2 separate regions of the Mus musculus genome follow, and region 1 is linked to region 2. Evidence: chromatin loops called from intact Hi-C (ENCODE). Cell type or tissue: left cerebral cortex. All regions are shown on one strand. Links, peaks and the distances in the headings refer to the core of each region. The heading gives the core; the rest is flanking DNA.

Region 1 (11,851 bases), core at 1-8,000, 260 kb before region 2:
GTGGCTCAATGGTCCAAGGTATGCTAATCATAAAACAGATAGCGACATCCCTCCACCCACCCACTTCCTGGGTTCAAAGAGTATTCATTCAAAGAAAGTCACCCTGGCCATTGCTGGAACCCACTATGCAAATGTGCTATTGTTAGGGGCTCTTAGAAACTGTCTTGAGAAATAACCCTCACAATTACCAGGTATTCCTCTTGTAACTTTGCACTTCCTTGTGACTCTTAACTGGTATTTTTGGTATTTTCCAACAACGCCCTTCCCACCTCCTTGAGCTGTGGTTTCTTCCTTTGAATACCCCCTTATCTAGCTACTCGGGGCGCCACGTGGTGTGTGACCGTGGGCCCGAGTGCCCTTGAATAAAAATCCTCTTGCAGTTTGCAGCAAGACCGTTTCTTGTGGGTGATTTTGGGGTATCACCTCTCCTGAGTCAGAACATGGGGGAGTCCTCACGTTGTGGGTCTTTCAAAATGTTTGATCACTTACTTCACTATATTGTAAATTTAAATGTAAAAAGTGAATTGCAGTATATCAAAAACAGCTGGGAGAAAAAACTACTTTTATCAAAAAATTTGAGCCTAAAATAAAACGGCCAAAATCCAGCTCAACTTGGCAGCTCAAGGAGACACTAAGAGGGCTGGAGAAAAGGCTGAGCAGTTAAGAGCACTGACTGCTCTTCCAAAGGACCTGGGTTCGATTCCCAGCACCCACATAGCAGCTCACGAGTGTCTGTAACTCCAATTCCAGGGGATCTGATACCCTCACACATACATACATGCAGGCAGAACATCAATGCACATAATAATAAAAAAAAAAACCTTTTATAAGGGCACTAAGAAAGGGTAACTGGGGGCAGAGGCAGGCAGATCTCTCGAGGCCAGCCAGGTCTACACAGCAAATTCTGGGACAGGACAGCCAGGACCACACAGAGAAATCCTGTGGAAGAAAAAAGGAAGGGAGAGGGGGAAGGGAGGAGGGGAAGGGGAAGGGAGCAGAGTGCAGGAGAGGAGAGGGGGAGGGAAGGAGGGGAGGGGAGGGGAAGGAAGGGAAGAGGGGAAGGGAGGGGGAGGGAGAGGGGGAGGATAGACGAGGGGAGAAGGGGGAGGGGAAGAGAGAGGAGGAAAGGGGAGGGAGAGGGTAGGGAGGGGAAGGAAGGGGAGGGGGAAGAGAGGGGGAGGGGAAGGGAGAGGAAGGGAGGAGAGTGGAGGGGAGGGGAGGAGAGCAAAGTGGAGGGGAGCAGAGTGGAGGAGAACAGGGCAGAGGAGAGCAGAAAAGAGCAAGCACTAATTCCTTCAGGATAAAACTCTTGGTGTTGGAAATGGCTCAGCAATTAAGGTCGCTTTCAGAGGGCTCTAGTTTCCCAGTACCTTTGTCACAGCTTACAATTACCTATAACTCCAATTCCACGGGATCCAGATTCTGGCTGCCACAGGCAGACACACACACAACTTTAATTAAAGGAATTCAATTCCTGGAGTCAGGAGTGGTAGTCCATACCTACAATCCTAGCACTTGGGAAGCTGAATTGGGACTACCAACAGAGTTCAAGGCCATCGTGGGCCACATACTGAGACCTTTTCTCAACCAAAAAGAAAGAACAAAACACAATTACAAGCTCTAAAATTTCTATCACATTCTGTTTCCTCCTCTGCAAAATGGGGAAGATGAAGTAGTATTCTGAAAATCAATATACAAATTGGGTCTGGAGAGATGGCTCAGCACTTAAGAGCTCCTGTAGAAAACCAGAGTTCAGTTCACAGCTGCCTGTAAATCTAGCTTCAAGGGACCCCAACAGCCTCTTCTGGCCTTGTGATCTGAATAAGAATGGCTCACAAAGGCTCACATATTGGAATGTTTAATTAGGAAGTGACTATTTGAGGAGTAGGTGTAGCATCTCTGGATTGTGGGCTTTGAGGTTTCTAAAGCCCATGCCAGGCCCAGCCAATCTCTGTGTGTCTGTCTCTCCCTCCCTGCCTACAGATCACAATGTAGCTCTAAGCTATTGCTATGGAGTTCAGCCATACTCAGACCACGCTAAACCTCTGAAACCGTAAACAAGCTCCCAACTAAAGATTTTCTTTTCTAAGAGTTTCTGTGGTCATAGGGCCTCTTCACAACAACAGAACAGCAACTAAAACAGAAGTTGGAAGCGGGGATCTGGAGAGATAGCTCACCAATTAAGAGCATTGGCCTCAGGGCTGGTGAGATGGCTCAGTGGGTAAGAGCACCCAACTGCTCTTCCGAAGGTCCTGAGTTCAAATCCCAGCAACCACATGGTGGCTCACAACCATCCATAAGGAGATCTGACTCCCTCTTCTGGAGTGTCTGAAGACAGCTACAGTGTACTTACATATAATTAATAAATAAATAAATCTTAAAAAAAAAAAAGAAAGAAAGAAAAAGAGCATTGGCCTCTCTTCCAAAGGGCCCAGGTTCAATTCCCAGCACTCAAAAGACAGCTCACAACTGTGTAACTCCAGTCCAGGGGATAAGATGCCCGCACGAAGACTTAATACAAAACACCAATGCACAGAAAATAAAAATAAATAACATTATTTTTTTTAAAAAAAAAAAAAAAGGAAGTTAGTCCCAAGGAGTTGGGTATTGCTGTGACAGACTTGACCATGCTGGTTGCTGGAGGACTGTGGAAGAGTTTGGGGCTTTGGACTAGAAAATCAGTTGGTGGCCATCCCTATTAGGAGCTTGGGAAACAGTGCTAAAGGAGATTTGAACTGTGTGACAAGTCAAGTTTCAGTGCAGGAGAATACTAGTAAGTAGCCTAGAAACTATTGGGACATTTTGTCCTTGTCCTAAAAACCAGTCCAAAGATAAACTGAAGAGTTTTAGATTAATGCCATTAGCAGAGGAGATTTTAAGACAGATGAATATTGGCCATACTGACTGACCTAGTGTGGTTATTAGTTATCATTCTTATGCAGATCTGTAATGAAAAGGAGCAAACTGGAAAATGAGAAACATCAAGTGTACAGCTTCAAAGGAAAAGATGAGCCAGGGAGTATAATGGAATGCCGTTCAGTGCTCAGAGAGATACTAAATACAAAGTTTAAAGACAAGCCCCAGGCTAAAGGGAGTCCTCGGGGCGAGACATTCCACCCAACTGCATTTCCTCTGCTGCAGCAGAGAAGGAAACCAGGAACAACAGGAAGCTGAGGCAAATGTAACTGAAGGCGGGAGACCGGGTTCCAGCCCCAGCAAGCAGCAGAATTTGGCAGCATTGGCCACGAGGTTCTGGAGACACGAATGGGATTATGGAATCTCCTCTGTGACTCAGAAGTCACCGAAGGCCGCCTGGTGGGAGGGGTGCCCGTATGTGGAGACCTAGAGAGACCTCAATATGTTGGAGATGCCAGAGTTGTGAGATACCTTCAAAGGGAAGCTGAAGACCAGGCATGGAACCAGCCCAAGAGAGAAAAGTGTGAGGCAGTCAGCAAAGCTGAAAGGAGCCAGGAAACGGAAGTGTTCCCTGCCATGATGATAATGAACTAAACCTCTGAAACGGCAAGCGAGCTGCCAATCATATGTTTCAATCAGAGTAGCTGTGGTCATGGTGACTCTTCACAGTAACAGAACAAGTAAGAAAGACACATCTCCTCCAGCCCACACACGTGTAAATACACAGACAAAAACATAATTAGAAGGAAGATACACCTTTAAAAAGATACACGTGGACTGGCAAGATGGCTCAGTAGGTAGGGAGAACCTGTTTGCTGCTAAGACTGGGAACCTGAGTTCTAACACCTGCACCCATGTGCTGAAAGGAAGAGCACACGCTGACCTCTGTAGGTAGGACTGTCTGTTTTCTCTTTCTCTTTCTCTCTCTCTCTCTCTCACCTGGTCAATTTAGTGAAACTGTTTCAAAATAAAATGCAAAAGGAGGGCAGACTGCAGCCTTAGAGAGTAGTGAGTTAGCACAGAGGCACAAGATCACCATTATGGAAAAGAGAAGGGGAGGGAGGGTAGCTCAGTTGGAAGCATGCCTCCTTAACACATATAAGAGTTCTGGGCTCAATCTCCAACCTCGCAAAACTCAGCATGGTGCCACCTGTAATGCCAGCCCTGGGACGTTTGTGATTACCCTTCAGTTCAAAGCCAGTTTGGTTTACATATCTCAAAATGAAGGCAAGAAAGGAAGGATGAAAATCCAAATCCAACCTATGTATTTTTCCTTTTGCAACAGCCATCCGATGTTGAGCAGGCTGGTCTTGAACTTCCTCAGCCTCCTGATAGGTAGAGGATACAGGCAACACCTGTTTTCTGTTTGGAGATTTTTAGCTTTGAGTCAGGCTGGTTTCAAATCCTTCAGTATCCAGCTTCACCATCCACAAAGAAGCAACTATGGTTTTAAATACAGACAACTAAGACATGAAGTAAAACCTAGAAGTCATACTGAACTGTAAGTAAATGAGCATGAATGCCTGGTATTAACCAGCCAATACTGCTCAATATTCCATTTAAAAAAAAAAAGATTTGTTTTACTTGGGTCAGTTAACACAAATTCATAAAGGAAGACAATGATCTTTACACAACTAAGTGCCTGTATTTTAAGAACTGAAGTATAAGCCGGGCGTGGTGGCGCACGCCTTTAATCCCAGCACTTGGGAGGCAGAGGCAGGCGGATTTCTTAATTCGAGGCCAGCCTGGTCTACAGAGTGAGTTCCAGGACAGCCAGGGCTACACAGAGAAACCCTGTCTCGAAAAACAAACAAACAAACAAACAAACAGAACTGAAGTATATTTTCCCTAAGTAAAGAGAGCATCGATGCACTGTTTGCTAAGGTAGAAAATAATCGGATAGGCTCGTTCTCAAATTCTACAATCTAAAGTGCTCAAAGCCATGATGTCCTAGTCACCCAACGGCACATTTTGCCAATTACAGATGCAATTATGATCCACGCTACCTATAATTTCGTTTTGCCACTATTCACCAAGCTTGCATCTCATTCGAGAAGAAAAATCACCGAATTCAATCTTGGGATAAAAGGTCAAATATCAAACTGCCTAAAAAAGCAAGGTATCTGCATAAAAGCGGAATCCATTTCAGATTAACTACTCCAAACAATCAAAAAGCAAATCAGAAACGCGTGGAAAAACAGCCTGAATCGTAAACGTATTTGATCGCTAACATCGGGCCTGGGCTCTCTTCTACCTTTGCAATAAATCTTCTGGTGAATCCCCGTTAACCCGCTCCACATGCCTCGTGGAACAAATAAATAAAAGCACGATCTAACTACTTCACGGAACGTGTCCCAAACCGCAGGGGGTAACAACAACCGATGTCCCGTCAAAAACCGGACTTCTCCTGCAAAGTCGTCGGCCGCTGTTCTCAGAAAGCAAAAGCCCGCATTGGGCTGCCCGCTCTCCGTCTCAGCCGCCCAGGGGTCCCCAAGATAACCCTCCAGGATCTGGAGTCGGGGGGCGAAAAGGCACCTTCTAGAGGTACCTTCCGGGCCCGGCCCTCCTACCTCCAATGCTCGGCTCTCCTCTCGGAGCCGCGGAGAGCTGGAGGACTTCCAGTGGAGGCGACCATTGGGGTTCGCTAGTTCCAGGATCTCACTTCCTCCCGCCGCCCCTCCCCCTCCCCATCCTCCGCCCCTCCCCCTCCCCCATCCACCTTCTCCCCCCCCCTCCCCCCTCCTTCCCCACGCAGTCGCTAGGCCCCGAGATTCGAAAGACTGACCGCAAGCGTTCGGTGGCCCGCGACACCCCCCGCCCCCAGGCCTCGACGCCGCGGGCACGGAGGCGTGAGCCGAGCAGGGGCTCCCGGCTCCGCAGCGGCGGGAGGCGGGAAAGGCAACGCGCGCGCCGCATGCCGCCCCCGACCGACACACACACAGACAGACAGACAGACACACACATACACACATAGACACACACACACACACACCCCAAGCCCCAGCTGGGGCTTCCCACCGCGCTCCCCCAGCCCCGCTCACCTAGAGGGAAAACGATGCCGCTGACCGCGAAGCCGCGCGCGGGCCTAGGGCACCTAGCGCACGTCTTTGCAAACACCCCACTCGAGTGGAAGGCGCCCGGGAGCAGAACGCCGGGGCCCGTGACAAGGGCTTGCGTTTTACCTCATGGGCTCAGCGGTCATGTTTTTGGCTCGGACGGCCGCTTGGCTTGGCAACCCCTTGGGTACCGTTCTGCGCTCCTCGGCGCCAGTGGCTGAACGAAAAGTACTGGGATCTTAGTAGTCACCGCAGATAGTGCTGGATCGTCCTCCCAGCTCAGAGTCCGCTACCGCTGCTGCTGCTGCTGCTGCTGCTGCTGCAAGAGCCACGGAAACAAAGCAAGGCCTATGCCGACGCCATTTTGTTGGGCCGAGGCTTGGGCAGGAGAATTGGCGCGTCCTCCCTCTTCCTCTTTCCGTCATCTATTGGCTACCTCTGCCAGAGCTCAGTGTCTTATTGGCTACGGAAATTCACCTTCTTTGGGAGCCTGTTGCTAAGGCGGTCGACGTCATTTGATCCCCTCCACCTCTTCTTAGTGGGGTCCAGTTCAGTTACTGCTGACCTCAAAGTGTCAGGGATGTATCTTGACATTATCCTGAAAATGCGCTCTTGGTCCAACCTCTCTACTTCCACATAATTGGTGAAACAATGACACCCCATTTACGTTTATTGAGAATTTACTATATGTCGACCACTACACAGATCCTTTATCTTAATCTCATGCTTGAACCATCCAAAGTAGGCAGACCTAACATTTTAATGGGTGAGGATACCAATGCACAAGTTCCACATTCAGCCAAACATCCATCCTTGCGGGGAGGGTGGACATACATTCTTATGCTGTTTTAAACCCAAGGCTTTGTGCATGTTAGGCAAATACTCTATCATTGAGCTATGTCCTAACCCCTCCCCCACATGCACACTCTTAATCATTAATCTCCATAGCCACCCAAAATATAAATATTTTCTTTCCTATTTTATAATATTCTTAATTTTTCTTCTATATATTTCATTATAATATTCAGCTTGCCAACGCTTACACGTGTGAATTTTTACCTTTTGTGGAAAGAGAATGAGAAAAATTCTAGCTATACAGTCCTGACTAGGCTGCAACTCAACATGTATATGAGGCTGGCCTCAAACTTGGACTGTCCTTGCAGCCTCCCAAAGTGCTTAGAAGACAGGTGTACCCCATCATACTTAAGGATACTTACAGGTATTTATATATATATGATCAACTGGACATTGACATCTAATTCTTTTGATATTGAACAATCTTGAAATTGTCACACACAGGTCAGCCATTAGTTCAATCTGATATGATTGGGGGTATATCTCACTTACCAACTGATCCAAATCGTTTCCCCCTCATTTCATTTTTCATTCATAATCTCTGCAAATCACAAATAAGTTTTCTAAATTTGAAGTTTCCAACTTTGTGCCCACATTTATTCTGGAACACATGTTCATTCCCTTTATTTTGTTCATTCTGTTTATTTTTCCTGAAATATGCAACAGTTTTGGTCATGCTTAGATGTCAGGGTTGCAGTTTTGGACTAGAATGACAAGAGAAGAGTCTCTTTTCAAACAATGCATTCCAACAATCAGACTAGGTTTTTGTTTGTTTGTTTGTTTGTTTGTTTCCGAGACAGAGTTTCTCTGTGCAGCCCTGGCTCTCCTGGAACTTGCTCTGTAGATCAGGCTGGCTTTCAGCTCAGAAATCCAACTGCCTTTGCCACCTGAGAACTTAGACTAAAGGCATATGCCATCACACCTGGCTAACTAACATATAAAGATTTGGTTTTTAAATGTTGTATGTATGTTTGAGAGAGCCTGGATGTATATATGTACACAAGTCCTCACACTGCAGAAGAGAATGTTGGACCCCTGGCACTGGAGTTACAAGCAGGTATGACCTACCCAATGTAGGTGCTGGGAACAGCAAGTGCCCATAATCACTAAGCAGTCTCTTCAGCCTCTAATATACATTTTTTTATGTCTTTTCACAGTACTTCTATTGATTATTTGGAATTTGACATTGTGAAACCCCATCGCACTCACTTCCTAGTCCTCTCAAGTCTGCCCTCCCTGGAAGAAGGAAGGGAGGAGGAGGAGGAGGAAAAGAAGGAGGAAGAGGAGGAGGAGGAGAAGGAGGAGAAGAAGAAGAAACAGAAGGAGGAGGAGAAGGAGAAGGAGGAGGAGAAAGAGGAGGAGAAAGAGGAGGAGGAGAAGAAAACAAGACCAATTTGTGTTATCCATAGCCTGGTCAAACTCCCAGTGGCCAGCCCTTTAAAGAAAACTGAGCCTGTCCCCCAGATGCCATCTCCCACACCCAGAAGCCATCAAGTATGGAGAGCTATATACGTCAACATCATCACAATTTTAAAGAGTTCTCTTGGATAGCATACATTTTTGATGAACAGAAACTTGCAACATTTCAAATAATTTTTAAATGTTCAAGATCCACTACCAACTGTGGAAATCAATCTTCTGTTGTTCAATAATGTTCTTCTTTTGTGTTTAATATATTAAATATTACTTAAACACAATTTACAGAAGCCATGTTCTTCCTCCTTGAGAAATGAAGTTAACCTGAAAGATCTATTTCATCACAACAAATATCCTTGCTATCTAACAGACACAACTATGGAAAAAATAGTAATTCATCTATTATTTTAATCTGAATGAATTTTGTTTGTTTGTTTTGTTTTTGGGACAAGGTTTTGTGTAGCCCAGACTGGCCTCAAACTCACTATGTAGCTGGAAGTTTAGTTTTAATTGCCACCACTTTGACACAATGACCTGGGAGAAGGACCTCTAAGGATGACTGTAGGGAATTATCTTGATTGTATTAACTGAGGTAGGGAGACCTTCCCACTGTGGTTAACACATTTCCCAAGGCTGTGGACTCTCAACTGCGTAAGAATGAAAAAATGGAGCTGAGCATTAAGCATGCAAGTATGAGTTCATTTCTCTCTACGCCTGACTGTAGATGTGATGTAACCAGTTGTTTCCAGTTCCTGCCACCTTGTGTAACTGTATAACCTGGAACTGTGAGACAATTAAACCCTTCTTCCTTAAGTTGTTTTTGTCAGAACATTTTATCACAGCATGAAAAGGATGGTCTTGAACTCCTGGCTGAGACTCTGAGCACTGGGATTACTGGCATTTGCCTCCATTCTGTATTGTTAGGGGTCTTTGTTTGTCTGTTTGTTTTAAACATCATTTTACTCTATAGCCCAGTGTGTGACTTGAATAGGTATGGTCCCCATAGACTCATGTGTTTGAATACTTAGCCCATAGGGACTGGCACTATTAGGAGGCATGGCCTTGTTGGAGTGGGTGTGGCCTTGTAAGAGGAAGTATGTTACTATGGAGGTGGGCTTTGAGGTCTCCTATGCTCAAACTATACCCAGTGTCACTCACAGTCTCCTTCTGCTGCCTTTGGATGAAGATGTCGAAATCTCAGTTCCTTCTCCAGCACCATGTATGCCTGCCCTGACGCTGCTGGAGAGATGATGCCATGGTTATGAGTATATATTAGTCTTGCAGAGAACCTGCATTCAGTTTGCAACAGTTACTCAGGCAATTCACAGCTGCCCATTACCTCAGCTCCATGTGTATCTCCAACAGTGTGAAAACTACACACACACACTCACACACAAACATAAAATATAGCCAGGCATGGTTGTGTACATCTTTAATCCCCACACTCAGACAGTACAGGCAGGTGAATCTCTGTGAGTTCCAGGGAAGCCAGGGATAAAAAGAGAGACCAGATCTCAGAGGTACTCTGTCTATCTGTCTATTTTTCTGTCTCTCTGTTTGTGTCTGTCTCTTTCTGTCTCTGTCTCTCTCTCTGTGCATACATTTTTTTTTCAATGATACCTTCAGATGAAATGTCTCAGTGATTTTTTTCTGCACTGTACTTTTCCATTACTCACAAATTTTCCTATAAAGAGAATATATTATAAAGGCGATGGGGGAAATTAATTTTAATTGTTGCAAGTAACAAAAGGATTATCCATTTTCTAGCAACAAATATGAAGCAAGTAGGGATTATGCTGACATAAACCTCAGCTCATTATTTTAACAGATGTTCTCATTAAATTCTAATACTAGTGAGGCCCACATTGTAGTGAGGGTGCATATCATGGAGCATGTGGAAGAGATTCTTCACATCAAGGACACCCAGAAGCAGAAAGAGCGGGTGCCCTCCCTGCTCATTGGTTTGCTTTTCCCCTTTTCCTTTTATCTGAACCTGCACGGGGGTGGGGGGGTGGGGGTGGATTATTCACACTCAAGCAGAGCTTTCCCCCTGAGTTCAGGCCTCTGGAAAGGCCTTACTAATCTCTCCTCAATCTAATCAAGTCAGAAATAAAGGCCTTTATACCTTAGTTAATTTTCTGTACAGCCTTTGTATCTGCCATTGAGAGGAAGTGTTTTCAATAATTTTTATTTACTTCTACCTGCTTTTCTATTTTACTTTGGTTATGTTGGATCTCTGTTGTAGGTTGTGTGCAAACTTAGAATTGTTTTATCTTGCCAGTATATTCACAGGTTTCATTGTAAAATGCACCCCTTTGTCTCTTGCTTCTTGTCTTGAAGTCTATGTTTTCTGATATTAACAAAGCCACTCCAACACTCTTTTCAATTGGCATGTCATCCATTATTTATTGTTAAATTTGGTTTGGGGTTGTTTTGAGAATAGCATATGTGTCATTTGTAAATACAAAATAGGTAAATCTGGTTATAAAACAAAATTTCAGTGTGCTAACATGGTTTTATTGTGTTTAGGGTTTGGTTTCTGTTTTTTGAATGGAAAAAAAGAGATAAAAAGGAAAATAAATAAAACATAACTGGCCCCATGATTTTGGCACCAAATGAATGAATGAATGAATGTGTGTAGACAAATGGATATAGTAAAACCAAAAAATAAAAACAATAAGAACAACAGAAAAAGAAACTGGCTCTCATGTAGCCAAAGCTAGCCTTGAACACTGGTCAGAAGGTCAAGGGCATCCTCAGCTACATTGTTAGTCTGGGCTACAGGAGATCCTAGTTCAAATTATAAGAGAGGTGGGGAGGAGGAGGAGGAGGAAGAGAGAATTAACATGTTCAATTAACATGTATTTAAGAATTCTCCCAAGTTGCTTCAGCAAATGCTAGTTTCAGTCAGTTGTGCTCAGAAGCCAGACATTCTTCATATGATTTCAGTCTTTTTATTTATTTATTTATTTAATTGTTTTGTTCATTGAGCCGCCGTCTCGACTGTGATGGGAGAAGCTTTTCTTAGGGATACACAACACACAATTACGATTGCCTGAAAGGGAAACTACAATCAAAGGAAGTATTGATTGCATCAATGCCCAACTTGGGAAGCAAACTTTTTATTAGGAGTATGGTTGAAGGGTTACTTTCATAAGCAGAGATGACTCAAAAGCCATTGCACCACGAAAAGTCCACTTTGATGCACAGGAGTCTCAAAAGACAACAGCATCACTGCAGCTCTCTGCCTGACTTACAGGAAGCTAAGGCTCCAAGATTCTCTGCCAGTAGTTCAGGCTCCTCCCCTTGCAGTTGTTTACGCCTTTTATAAAGTTAGGAAAAGGCCTCCAAGAATCTTCCAAGTTTCGGCTTTCTCAGGCACGTGACTTTTTGTTTACCTCTTTGGTCTGAGAAGCCGCCCCCTCCTACAGAGCCTGTTTTTATTCCCAGGAAACTGCCTTAAAACAGTGACCTAATTTATGCTGGAGTCTAGAATATGTTCCATGGGCACATGAAAAAAATTTTTTATTAAATATAAGAAGCATTAGATATTAATTTTCTACCAAACACATTAAGAAAATTGGTGTTTAAGACAAGGAATGCAAATG
Region 2 (12,211 bases), core at 2,251-10,250:
CAATATTAAAAAATTTTAAGAAGCCGGGCGTGGTGGCGCATGCCTTGAATCCCAGCACTCGGGAGGCAGAGGCAGGTGGATTTCTGAGTTCGAGGCCAGCCTTCTCTACAAAGTGAGTTCCAGGACAGCCAGAGCTATACAGAGAAACCCTGTCTCAAAAAAAACAAAACAAAAAAAAAATTAGTGTGTTCCATAAACATATGTATGTGGATCTAAATGTTTATGGTGATTTCTTTTCCTGATGGGTTTCCTACACCTGGGATTTTGCTGGTTGTATCCTAGATCATAATTTTGCATAGAAATTTCCCAATAATTATAACAATGTAACTATTTTTAATGTAGTATTCATTGAATATTCCCATTGAAGCTATATGCTAAGCACCAGTTAATCTACTAGTAGTCACTGAATATTAAAATAAACCTAGATGTTCAAAAGGTAATTTGCTGCAGAGAACGTAGGAGCTTGGACTGTAAAACTTTCAGAATTGCTACCAAGTGGACATTTTACAATTCCAAGAAACATCAGCACAGGTGAGACATTAGAAGAACTATAGGCAATTGTCATAAAGACTTAATTTTGGTGTCTTTGATATTCCTTATACTTGTTTCTTTATGGACCAAGAAATGTGTGCCTGCAGGATCTCATCAGATCCTGCTCTTGGCAAAAAGGGGACTAGGAAAAGAGTCTGGTCATTTTCAATACATGCTCAAAGATCTCTAAGTTTTACCTTCAAGAAGTGAAACCCCAAGAGAAAACGAGAAAAAAAAAGAGATGAATCCCAGTAAGCGTCCTCTTCAGTGGGGATTGGATTTAGTGATTCATTCCCAATGGCAGATTATGACTGAGATGAGTAATAAAAGCTATTGTAATTTCGTTCTCCTTCTACCACTTGGATCAGTTATTTGAGAAGTATTCAGCTCTCCTGTCATGAGGACACAGACTAGGTGTTATGGCAAGGACCATGCTACTAAGAAACTGAGACCCCTTGTCACGATATATGTGAGCACCATCTTGAAATAGACTTTCACCTTCAATCAAGCCGTCAGGTAGCTACAATTGACAAATTAGCTCCTTGAGCAAAAGAATCAGTTAGGGTCCGCAGAGTTTACTGTTGGACTTGCCCCAACTTCAGGTTTCCATCCTTGTCACCAAAGAAGCAAGTTTAAGCAAGAGTCCTGCGAAATCAGGTTAGGGAAAAATCTCTCAAGGGCATGAGTTGGATCCTTGGGGCCCACAAAGTGAATTGACTCCTGAAGGTTTCCTCTGACATCTGCACTAGTGTTTGCAGTTTGCATGCATATCACACACACACACACACACACACACACACACACACACAGGAGGGGGTCCTTTCAAAGAATTCCACTCCCTGGTGACTAAGCATTCAAATATATAAGGCTATGGGAGCCATTCTTATTTAAACCACTCCAACTCCTTGGTGGATTCTGACTTCTTAAGCATCTACCTGAGGCTTAAATTCATCTTCAGTCACAATTGCCTCTTCTGGAATTGTCATGTGCCCTTGTAGGCAACCAATCCAAACTACAGACTTACCTCTATTTAAAAAATATTTTATTTCATTTATTTTTTTGTTTGTGTGTCTATACATGTGTACCACAGCATGCATTTGAGGTCACGGTACAACTTGGGGGAGTCAGTTTTTTCTTACTACGTGCATCCCAGTGTTCAAACTCAGGTTGTTGGACTTAGTGGCAGGTGTTTTTTATTGGCTGAATTATCTTACTCTCCCTGGATTTACTTCTTTTCCTCTTAAGTCTTGGTTTACAGTTCTGGGTAGTTTTTCAACATTTAAAAAACATTTTTTTTTTGGTTTTTTTGTTTGTTTTTTGTTTTTTGTTTGTTTTGTTTGAGACAGAGTTTCTCTTTATAAACAACCATAGCTGTCTTGTAGCTCACTGATCAGGCTAGCCTGGGGACTCACAGAGGTTCACCTGCCTTTTCCTTCTGAGTTGCGGGGATTAAAGGTGTGTGCCTGGCACAATAAACAACATTTTAAAGGTTTTGGCTAAGCTGGACCTGATGGCACAGGCCTGAAATCTCAGTGCTTGGGATAATGGGGCAGGAGGAACCCCAAATTTAAGTCTGGTTTAGGCTACAGAGTGAGTTGGAGTCTCGCTTGGACAGCCTTAAAAAGACCCTGTCCTTAAAAAAACCTGGGATGATTTTGTGGAGTATGTGAGGCACTGGGTCCAATCCTTGGTATAGCTTCTAGCACCTGTCTCTCCAAAGAGTCCAGCTTTTCGTGTATTTTTCTGTGAGAGAATCAATCTCAACTATTGACTCCAATATTAGCAGACATGGAAATATCTCTTAAAAATGTATAGTCAGATGTGGTGGTGTACACCTCTAATCCTGGCACTCAAGAGTTAACACAGGAGGGTTATGAGTTTGAACGTGGCCTGGACCACATAGTGAGACCCTATCACAAAAAAAAAAAAGAATTTACAAAACTGTAAACTTGATCACATAAGTACCATTTAATTCCCCCAATACTGTAGTGAGATGTTTCAGCAGCAAGCAACAGTATACTCAGTATACTCGCATTACAGGTTTGCTTATTTCACATGACAGAAAGATAGGTAGTACAATGGTGCTGGGATTATCTAAGTCAGTAAACCACTGATGTATACCTTTAATCCCTGCACTCACAAGCAAAAAGCAGGTAGACCTCAGTGAGTTCCGAAACCAGCCTGACCAGTGAGCTACAGGAGAGCTATGGTTGTTAACAAAGAGAAACTGTCTCAAGCAAACAAAAATAACAAAAAGAACTCAATTATGGACTCAATGTTTGGGTTATGATTTTGTCTTACAGGACAAAATCATTGCTGAGACTCTGTATTGATTTTTTTCTGAATAATGAAGTACCTCAAAGTTTAGTACTTACAAACAATAAATACTATCTCAGACTTTCTGTGAGTCAGGGATTTGACAATACTTAAACTGGTTTTAGTTGGAAGCATCTCCTGAGATTGTAATTATATGCAGACATGGCTTGACTTGGGGGCAAGAGAGTCCACTTCAAAGGTGGCTGGCTCCTTTACAAAGCTGCAGGCAGCAAGACTCACTTCTATGTTGACTGTTGAAAGGTACTCTGAGTTCCTCACTATCTGGGCCACCCCATGAAACTATTTGAATGATCCTAAGACATGGCAGCTGCTGTTCCCAGAATGAAAGATTATAGAGAGGAAGGGGAAGGAAGGGGGAGAAGTAAGAAGGGGGAGGGAGGGAGGAGAAGAGAAAGAGAGATGGGGAAAGGAGGGAGGGAGGGAGGGAGGGAGGGAGAGATCTCCATAGCTACCTTCCATCATTCTGTTAATTAGAAATGAGTCCATATATGTGCAGGGCTTGCTTTTCTCACTGATTTCCATTGTTCCCAGAACAGCAGACTTCCCTTTTTATCTTATTGACCTAACTTGGGTCACTGCCCATTCCCAGACCAATGCGTGACAAAGGGGCACGTGGGGGATGGGATTACCAGGCTCAGCTTAGGTCAACAGTGATTTGTCCTTTGGTGCTAGGAGATAAGCCTATCTTTGCTGAGCACTGGCCACTAACCCAAACGCTCTATTAAATCGGATTTCTGTAAGCAAGGAAGGTGGGACCTGGTGAGGTAACTGACTGTAATGAATGGGGTTCTGTCAGGAGAAAAACTGTGTCTCTAACATTGTTATAACACCCCAGGGATCTGGTCCATATTTACCCTGCCTCACGTGTATAATTGTAGATTTTTCTATTTTTCAGGTTTTTCTGTTGTCTCATTGTTGGCTGCTTTTCTTTGTCATTTTAGGCCAGTAGTGGAAAAAGCTTCCCAATCTTTATAATCTTCAGTGTTCTTGTGTTTAAGATATAATACTTACTTCATAAAGTTCTTTTCTTTTCTTTTCTTTCTTTCTTTCTTTTTTTTTTTTTTTTTTTTTTTTTTTTGGTTTTCAAGACAGGGTTTCTCTGTATAGCCCTGCCTGTCCTGGAACTCACTCTGTAGACCAGGCTGGCCTCAAAGTCAGAAATCCACCTGCCTCTGCCTCTCAAGTGCTGGGATTAAAGGCGTGCGCCACCATGCCCGGCTATAAAGTTCTTATGCAGAGTAGTGAGTCATGTATATTCAGCCCTCACCAGTGCCTGGCAAACAGCAAGTGCTTAATAACTGGGAAGAATCATTAAGTTAGGGAGTCACACTCTATGTTTGCATAGTTTCCCCTTTGACAGTCAATATTGTAGTTCTACCTTATCTAAGGACAGTTTGACTCATTACAATGATAACTGAGCCAGAATGGAATGCTACTAAATGGTAGGAAGTCCAGAGAATCATTTGGAAATAACTTCCAGGAGTTGTTTCCCAGTAAGGTTGAAAAGGAAGAAAAGTTGGAAAGGATTGGCAAAAACAAATGTTTATCTTAAACACAGACATACATGCAGGCAAAAAACCCCACACGCAAGGATAAACACAAATTAAAAGGTAGTTATATGTAGAGATCTGTAGCTGGCATTAGGGCATTCAGTTCAGTATTGCTGGCACTACGGAGTCTCCTTCAGAACCTGGGCAGGTAGGATGCTTTCATGCGCCCAGAGACCTTGCCATCCACCGTGGAAAAGAATCTCACCAGGATTCAGAGTGGAGAGTTAGCTTGTTAATAAAACAGAAAGACAAAATGTAGGGTCAGTGAGATCAGTTAGCAGGGAAAGGTGCAGACCTCAAAATTTATGGCTTTTTTTTCGTGTGTGTGTGTGTGTGTGTGTGTGTGTGTGTGTGTGTGTGTGTACTTAAATATGTAAGGACAGCCTTCTCAGTCTGTGTAAAGTCGCTTGTATGTATCCGATTTCAGACTGCACTACTGCTATTGGATAACCATGGGGGCTCTCAGCATTCCTGCAGTCCTTTGTCTCTTCCATGTCACGTGGCTCCTGTTACCCAGTTCTTTTTCCGTCCTCTGTTCTCTTAAAACTGTTTCCCTTTCCTGGACCTGTCTCTCCTCTCCATGTATATGCTTATATAAAAAGCTGCATAGGATAGAAAACACATGGTATTGTCTTTCTGAGTTACTTCACATAATATAGTAACTTCCAGAGGTGCTTTGGCCAGTCACTCCTGGATATCTGCCAGTGAGAGAGGTGGAAAGAAAAAACCAGGAGAGTGAACAAGGGCTTCCATTTCTCATGTGCCCTTCAATTTCCTAACTAGTTGTCCTGTCTCAGACCGTCAGGCAAGCACTTTACCACTGAGCACCGTCCTTAGCCCAAATGAGTGTCAGTAGAGATTTAAAGTTTTGTTTTTGTTTTTAAACAGTGCTGGAGATTGGATCCACGGCCTCTGGCCCGCATTTTACCACTGAGCTACACTCCCAAAGCAGTCGAAATCACAGTGGCCCAGGATTGAAATGATCACTTAGATGCTTTGCAGTCTTGATAAGACACTAAATCTTTGTCTATCAGTTACTTCATCTTTAATAACAGAACGTACTTAGGAATTTTATGAGCATTGTTAGTTAGCATGACACATGCTATATGTATTCGTCATTATGAATAATGTAACCACAGCAATTACATTGTACTTTTTATTATAAAAGGGGGGAGGGGAAGGCCTGGTCCTTTTTTAACTTCTGAGAGGTTTCGATTACTAAGTAAGACCTTATGTAGACTTCCATTTGGGAGCTGAGAAAGCAGAGGATTCCAAAAGGGGATGACATTTGCAAAGGTCTAGAAAAGGCGCCTGGGAATTCTACCGGGTAGGGGAGGCGCTTTTCCCAAGGCAGTCTGGAGCATGCGCTTTAGCAGCCCCGCTGGGCACTTGGCGCTACACAAGTGGCCTCTGGCCTCGCACACATTCCACATCCACCGGTAGGCGCCAACCGGCTCCGTTCTTTGGTGGCCCCTTCGCGCCACCTTCTACTCCTCCCCTAGTCAGGAAGTTCCCCCCCGCCCCGCAGCTCGCGTCGTGCAGGACGTGACAAATGGAAGTAGCACGTCTCACTAGTCTCGTGCAGATGGACAGCACCGCTGAGCAATGGAAGCGGGTAGGCCTTTGGGGCAGCGGCCAATAGCAGCTTTGCTCCTTCGCTTTCTGGGCTCAGAGGCTGGGAAGGGGTGGGTCCGGGGGCGGGCTCAGGGGCGGGCTCAGGGGCGGGGCGGGCGCCCGAAGGTCCTCCGGAGGCCCGGCATTCTGCACGCTTCAAAAGCGCACGTCTGCCGCGCTGTTCTCCTCTTCCTCATCTCCGGGCCTTTCGACCTCACGGTGTTGCCAAAATGTCGCTTTCCAACAAGCTGACTTTGGACAAGCTGGACGTGAAGGGGAAGCGGGTCGTGATGAGGTAATTCCGTACTGCTGCCCTCAAGCCCTCGGGGCCACATTCTCTCTGGCCGTGGCAAGCACGGTTTTCCCATCACCTTAAGTTGCACTTATTTTTCAGCTGGGTCTTGGGGGTCCTGGGTTTGGAGGTTAAGGCTGTTCCTCTCACCTCATTGGGGCGGAGACTGTGTCTGAGTTTGCTTTTCTGCGTCCTAACTGCTTCTAGCTTAAAAAGCGACCAAATGTGTCCTTTAGGGAGTTGATCCCACTGATAAAGGGCTCAGATTCTCAGGACTCAATCTTTTTCCCATTTCTGAAGTGCAGTTTCATCTCTTGTAGCGAGAATGGACGTAGTACTTATCCTGCAAATCTCTAGGCCCCTGCTGAGGGACCTTGAAAGGTCATTTAGCTAGTTTCCCTTCCCCCAAGATTCTTGGACCATCCGTGACGAATCCGAAACCGCCCACGTTTCATTGGTCCTGGTACAAATGATTTCTTTCCCAAAAGATGTTGCTCAAAGTCCTCTCGAGTGGAGGTCCCTCTCCCCAAAGAATTGTGGGTGGGAGGGTGAGGCCCACTGGATGAAGCTCTGTATGGCTTATATAACAGGCCTCTGCTGCCCTACCTTGCGGTTGGACTCCTGGCCCTGGGGTTTGCATCAGGATTGTGACACATGCAGGGTGTGGCCGCCGGGAGTTGGAGGCCTGTAACCTCACTCGAGAGGTGGCTAGAGAAGCAGGATGTCAGAACTGAGGAAGGCTCCCACGCACGTGGCACATGTGGGTCCCAGGTCACTGACTTAACTTGGCTTCTCCCTTACCTGAAAGAATTACTAGGGTGTATGCGTCTTCTCCTTTTTGCCTTTCATAATGTATACTTTTTTTTTTTTGCCAGGAGTCAAGGATGATGGTTAGATACATAACTGATGGGCCTGGTTGTTCATGTAACAACTATAGGACCCAAGGATGGGAATTTTTAAGGGCCATTGATGGTCGCAGTGACTGACTACTCTGCCTGCTTGACCTTCTTTGGAAGTGGATGACTGATTGGCAGTAATCCTGGTCCCTTTGAAGATTTGGGCCAGTTCAAGTGAGGGCATCCTTTAGATACTAACACATGTAAGGGAACAGAGGTTCTCTGGCTTCTGTACAGGCACTTATTTTATCGTAGCCAATATTGGTAGGTGGCCTTCTCTTCCTGGGCTGATATCCAGAACCAACCCACTGTATTATGTTCATGCAAAACACTTAATGTTACCCCAAATGGGATAGAATAATCAGGATGGAGCAGAAATCCCAGCCACCCTAATCATAGATAAAGGGCAGGTTCTAGCTAACTTTTCATTCTGTTCTAAGGACAAAAGATTCATCCTGTGAGGGAGACAGGCACTACTGGCTTGAGGCTGACCTTTTCAGATGCATGCAGCTGCTCAAAGACAAGACAGTGGGCCATTGTGCTGGTCACTTTTGTGGGATGGCAGTTTGGGATTTTATGCTATTTTCTACAGAGAAACTATCTTAAAGGAATTAACTCCGGTTGAGGGTGAGACAGGAGGCAACAGTTCTCTTTTGCCCCAAATCAAGCTTCATTTAACCCAGGTTAACCTTTAAGCCTGGAAAAGACTGGCTGGCCTCCTTTGGCTGATGGAAAAGGGCGCTGTGAAGGTTATTGAGGTCTAGAGAATGTAGCAGAGGCAGGACTAGGATTTGGGTCTCTTTAGCTCCTTGAGCCTGACTCAGGAACAGGTTGGGATAGACTTTATCTGTCGAGTTTGCAGTCCTGTATAATATGGATACATTGTACTTGGTTGGTATTTAGGCCACAGTGGTGAAGTTGCTTGGTTTCCAGATTAATGCATCTTGCATGGGGAGTTGCCTTGTAGGCTTCTGTGAGGAGTCTAGGCAGCCATGCCTGGGTGAGCTCAATACCTTTTTTGTTTCAGTGCCTTTTGTGGTAGTTGCTGGCAGTGCTTCAGAAATGGGGCCTCCTGCATCCTGGGCCCGTTCACTCACCTCCTTTCTGCCCTGTAGAAGGGTGCTCTTGTTTTCTGACTAGTCCCTTGCTTTAAGTTGGCAAGGGAAGTTGATTTGTTGTTGGTAACTTTTATTAGTTTTCATTGTGTTGGGGAATCTAACACTAGCCACCTTGTGCCTGAGCACCCTACCACTGAGTCACCCCAGTTCCTTTTGGAGAAACTTTAAAATAAGCCAGAAACACCAACAGGTTCCGCCTCACTCTAGTTGATTTTACAAGGCTCTGTGAGTACATTTCCTGCTGATTTTTGTCATGTCATTTCCTTTTCACCCATAGGTCCCTAGTCATCCTTTGCTTGCTGGCACTTCTCTTTCTTGTACGTTTTCTTCCCTCAACCTCACTGGTTTTCTTTTGGGACTTTCGAAGCAACAGCTCTGGTGGGAAGAGGAAAACGGAGAGCAGACACCATCGTACTAGCAGACTTTAGCAATCAGTCCACAAGGCAGTGGTGGGCATGGTTCCTTCCCATAGTTTTAGTAGAACAGGGCCTGGAATCTCGAGATTTCAACAAAGACGTGATATTCTAATTTAATGTTCTCTATATAAAGTTTTTGTTTTGTTTCTTTGCTTTGTGTTTTTGAAGTCCTGGAACTCACCAAGTTGGCCTGGAACTCTTGCCTCTGCCTCCTGCGGGGTGTGCTGTAGCCACCACCATTCTGCTTTGAAAAAGTTTTATTTTGGAGTAATTATGGAGTTGTAAAAGATTGCAAAGACTGCACAGAAACTCAGTTTTTCCCAGTATATACGTATTTAGATGTATGTATGCTCAGTATATATGTATATATGTGTGTGTGTATACACCACGTTCCCCACCCCCAAGTGAACAAGTGATTTGTGTAAGGAACGTTGTTCCTGCTTTGGAGTCTTCAGGAGAGAAGCTAAAGGCCGAGTTGTAAGTCTAGGAGAGAGTGAAGGTCAAAGGCAATCAAGAGGTCAGTGAGAACTAATCCAGTTTTCATCGGTAAGCTGATGTCATCACAGCTTGGATAGAAGCCACAGATGGTTGGATATTTTAGCCCAAAGGCATTCATTCCTTCTTGTAAGGTTCTGGGTGCAGGAAGCAGCACTATCCACCCTGTGCAGTTAACCCTTTTGTCTATTATCTTCTCTAGGAGGCTGCAAGAGGGGGAACTCAGTCCTGGTAATGGGATATTGGATCTGCTGTGGTCTGCACTTTAAGGCTGGCAAGGGCCTGCTCAGGATATTTAAAGAGGGTGCCTTAAGTGCCTGAAACCAACTAGAGTGCATTTCTTTTTTCTTTCTTTCTTTCTTTCTTTCTTTCTTTCTTTCTTTCTTTCTTATCTTTCTTTTCGAGACAGGGTTTCTCTGTATAGCCCTGGCTGTCCTGGAGCTCACTTTGTAGAACAGGCTGGCCTCGAACTCAGAAATCCACCTGCCTCTGCCTCCCAAGATTAAAGGTGTGCGCCACCACACCTGGCTTAGAGTGCATTTCTTTGTTCAGAGGCACACTGCCTTTTAATTTTAAATCGGAATCAAGAAGTATGTCCCTCAAGCTCCTTTGTGCGGTAGATTGGTCTTCAGGGTAGAGAGGAAGCCAGTGACCTGCAGGGTTTGTGGTCACTGCAGACGGGAAAGACCAGTGAAAATGGGAAAGATGGAGTTTCATAATCAAGACCAGTGGCAGTCTTGACCCCTCATTGCAGCCCCTTAGTGAGTGGTACCAAAAGTAATGCTTTTATTATCGTTCTTTCAAATAGCAGTTATAGTTTGGGGAATCAATGGCATATAATAACTAACACCAGTGTGATACTAGGTGGCACTTCTAAACCTTTTAACATTTATAACTCTTAGCCAGATACTATAATCATTTCACAGATTTAAGAAAAAAATAATGAAAAATGTCTTGGGTGGATGTCTTGGTATATACTTGATCTTAGTATTCATTCAGGAGATGAATGAAGGCAAGCTACATGGCAGAAAAATCTCTCAAAATCATGGCAGACACAACTTAGTAAAATCACCACCCCGTAGGAAAGGGTTCAGAATCGGTTCCTAATGGTAAAGCAGGACTGGGGGTGTCGTGCTCAGGTCCCTGGGTTCAATCCCCAGCACCAGCACAAAAAAGAAAGGCAGTCATCTGTTAGGTCAGAAGGAGCATCTTCATTGTATTAGCTTGTATTTTCTTGATCATATGCCTCCCACTTATCTATTGTCAGTGGGCCGAGGCACATCTCACTCATTTTCCCCCCCTCAGGTTTTTTTGAAAGCCACTATTATCTAATATTGAAGTATTGTTTTGCCTATTCAAGTTCCAATCAGGCATTCTCTAGAAAGAAGGAAATTCTCTTGCTGTGTTTTTTTGTTTTTGTTTTTTTAAAATTTCTTTTCTTTGGGGAATGTTATCCCAAGGAGCCAGAAGCAATATCAAGATAACTAGAATCAAGGGGCGTTACTTATTACCTGTTCCCCACTCAGACTGCTACAGAGACCATCACACTAAACAGAATTAAGCTCAGGCCCTTGTGGAGTTGAGACAATAACTTGCTTTCTTCCACCCATGGGTCTTGGGGATAACACTCAGGTAGGTGGTCAGGCTTGCCAACAAGTGCCCGTGCCCTGAGCCATCTTGCCAACCCTGTCTTTTAACGACTTCAATAAAATACTTAGGGACCAAGAAATTGATCATGGCTACGAAACTGAAACCTTTTTCTTTTCTAGGGTGGACTTCAACGTTCCTATGAAGAACAACCAGATAACAAACAACCAAAGGTAAGATTCCTCTTAAACCTGGCTTAGGTTATATTTGAGTATCTGGACTACAAATTTCTTTCTTTCCACACTGGGAGTACAGCAGTTGAAGCCATGGTTTTGATTTACTAACCTGTCAGTGTGGGAGTTAATATTCTAAATTTATGAAAAAATATTGTATTAAAAAACAGTCCTAAGCAGGGTGTGGTAGGGTATGCCTATTCCTTTAGTCCCAGCACTTGGGAGGCAGAGGTCTCATCTTGAGACCGAAAACAACCTGGTCTGCACAAAGAGTTCTAGGATAGCCAGGTCTGTAGAGAGATCCAAGGAAAAAAAAAGCAAAAAATCAAAAAACAAAAAACCCACACAAACAAAACAAACAACCTCCTCTGCTGGTCGTCCCCCCCGCCCCCCCCAAATATAGCTTGACATAATGGTGTATCCCTTTAATCCTAGCGCCTGGGAGTCTGGATTTAGGAGGCCCATGAGTTTTAAGTTGAAAGTAGCCTGAGGTATTACAAAGCCAGTTTCAGGTCATCCTAGGCTATACAACGAGCCAAAAAAAGTGAGGGGTCAATAGCATCATAAAAAGAAGCAGAAAATTCCAGACCTTCCCTGGCCCCCTCCCCCCCCAGGAAAAGACCCTCAGCTACCAACAGCCAAAACATCCCAAGAGAGTCCTTATTTAAAAAAAAATTAAGGAATTTGGAGTTTCTATTTTTTAAAAGACTATTGAAGTTAAATGCTAATTGTCTTATGAAACAAGCTATTTAAGAGAACTGTTAATATCAGTAAATTTTAGCATTGCATGTAGTCTTGGGGTTTGTTCTAAATAGCCCAGATAAAGTATTTTTGTTGTTGTTGGTGGTGGTGGGGGAGTTTGGTTTGCTTGTGCCTCTAATTTGGGTACTAGCTTAAGAAGCAAAGTTTCTTTGCTTTTTTGTTTTTTGTTTTTTTATTGAGACAGGGTTTCTCTGTGTAGCCCTGGCTGTCTTGGAAATCACTCTGTAGACCAGGTTGGCTTCACTCAGAAATCTTCCTGCCTCTGCCTCCCAAGTGCTGGGCTCAAAGGTGTGTGCCACCACTGCACAGGTAGAATTTCTTTGTAAAGATTTATTTGTGTGTGTGTGGGGGGGGGGGAGGGGGGAGTGGTTGCCTGTGGA

The links. Hi-C counts contacts between places; a loop is a spot of excess contacts. Peaks named below come from ENCODE experiments on the same cell type or tissue, not always from the same donor. Only the 100,000 strongest peaks of a DNase experiment are listed, where the experiment ranks them.
Region 1: a loop joins it to region 2, with 4 times the contacts of the local background. A loop is called at or near these places in 6 of 42 quality-filtered maps.

What each region holds. Positions count from the first base shown.
Region 1 is chrX:105,923,002-105,934,852 of GRCm38, forward strand. It overlaps Atrx (ATRX, chromatin remodeler), which reads right to left and starts at 6,371. Exons shown (of 35, transcript NM_009530.2): 1 at 6,099-6,371. The coding sequence starts at 6,118. In left cerebral cortex, for the core only: no CTCF peak of the experiment used is centred there; DNase peaks (open chromatin) are centred at 3,296, 4,634, 5,448 and 6,405; H3K4me3 peaks cover 2,427 bases; H3K27ac peaks cover 1,663 bases.
Region 2 is chrX:106,180,989-106,193,199 of GRCm38, forward strand. It overlaps Pgk1 (phosphoglycerate kinase 1), which reads left to right and starts at 6,112. Exons shown (of 11, transcript NM_008828.3): 1 at 6,112-6,327; 2 at 11,019-11,069. The coding sequence starts at 6,263. In left cerebral cortex, for the core only: a CTCF peak has its summit at 5,843; DNase peaks (open chromatin) are centred at 5,980, 6,884, 8,332 and 8,505; H3K4me3 peaks cover 3,207 bases; H3K27ac peaks cover 1,632 bases.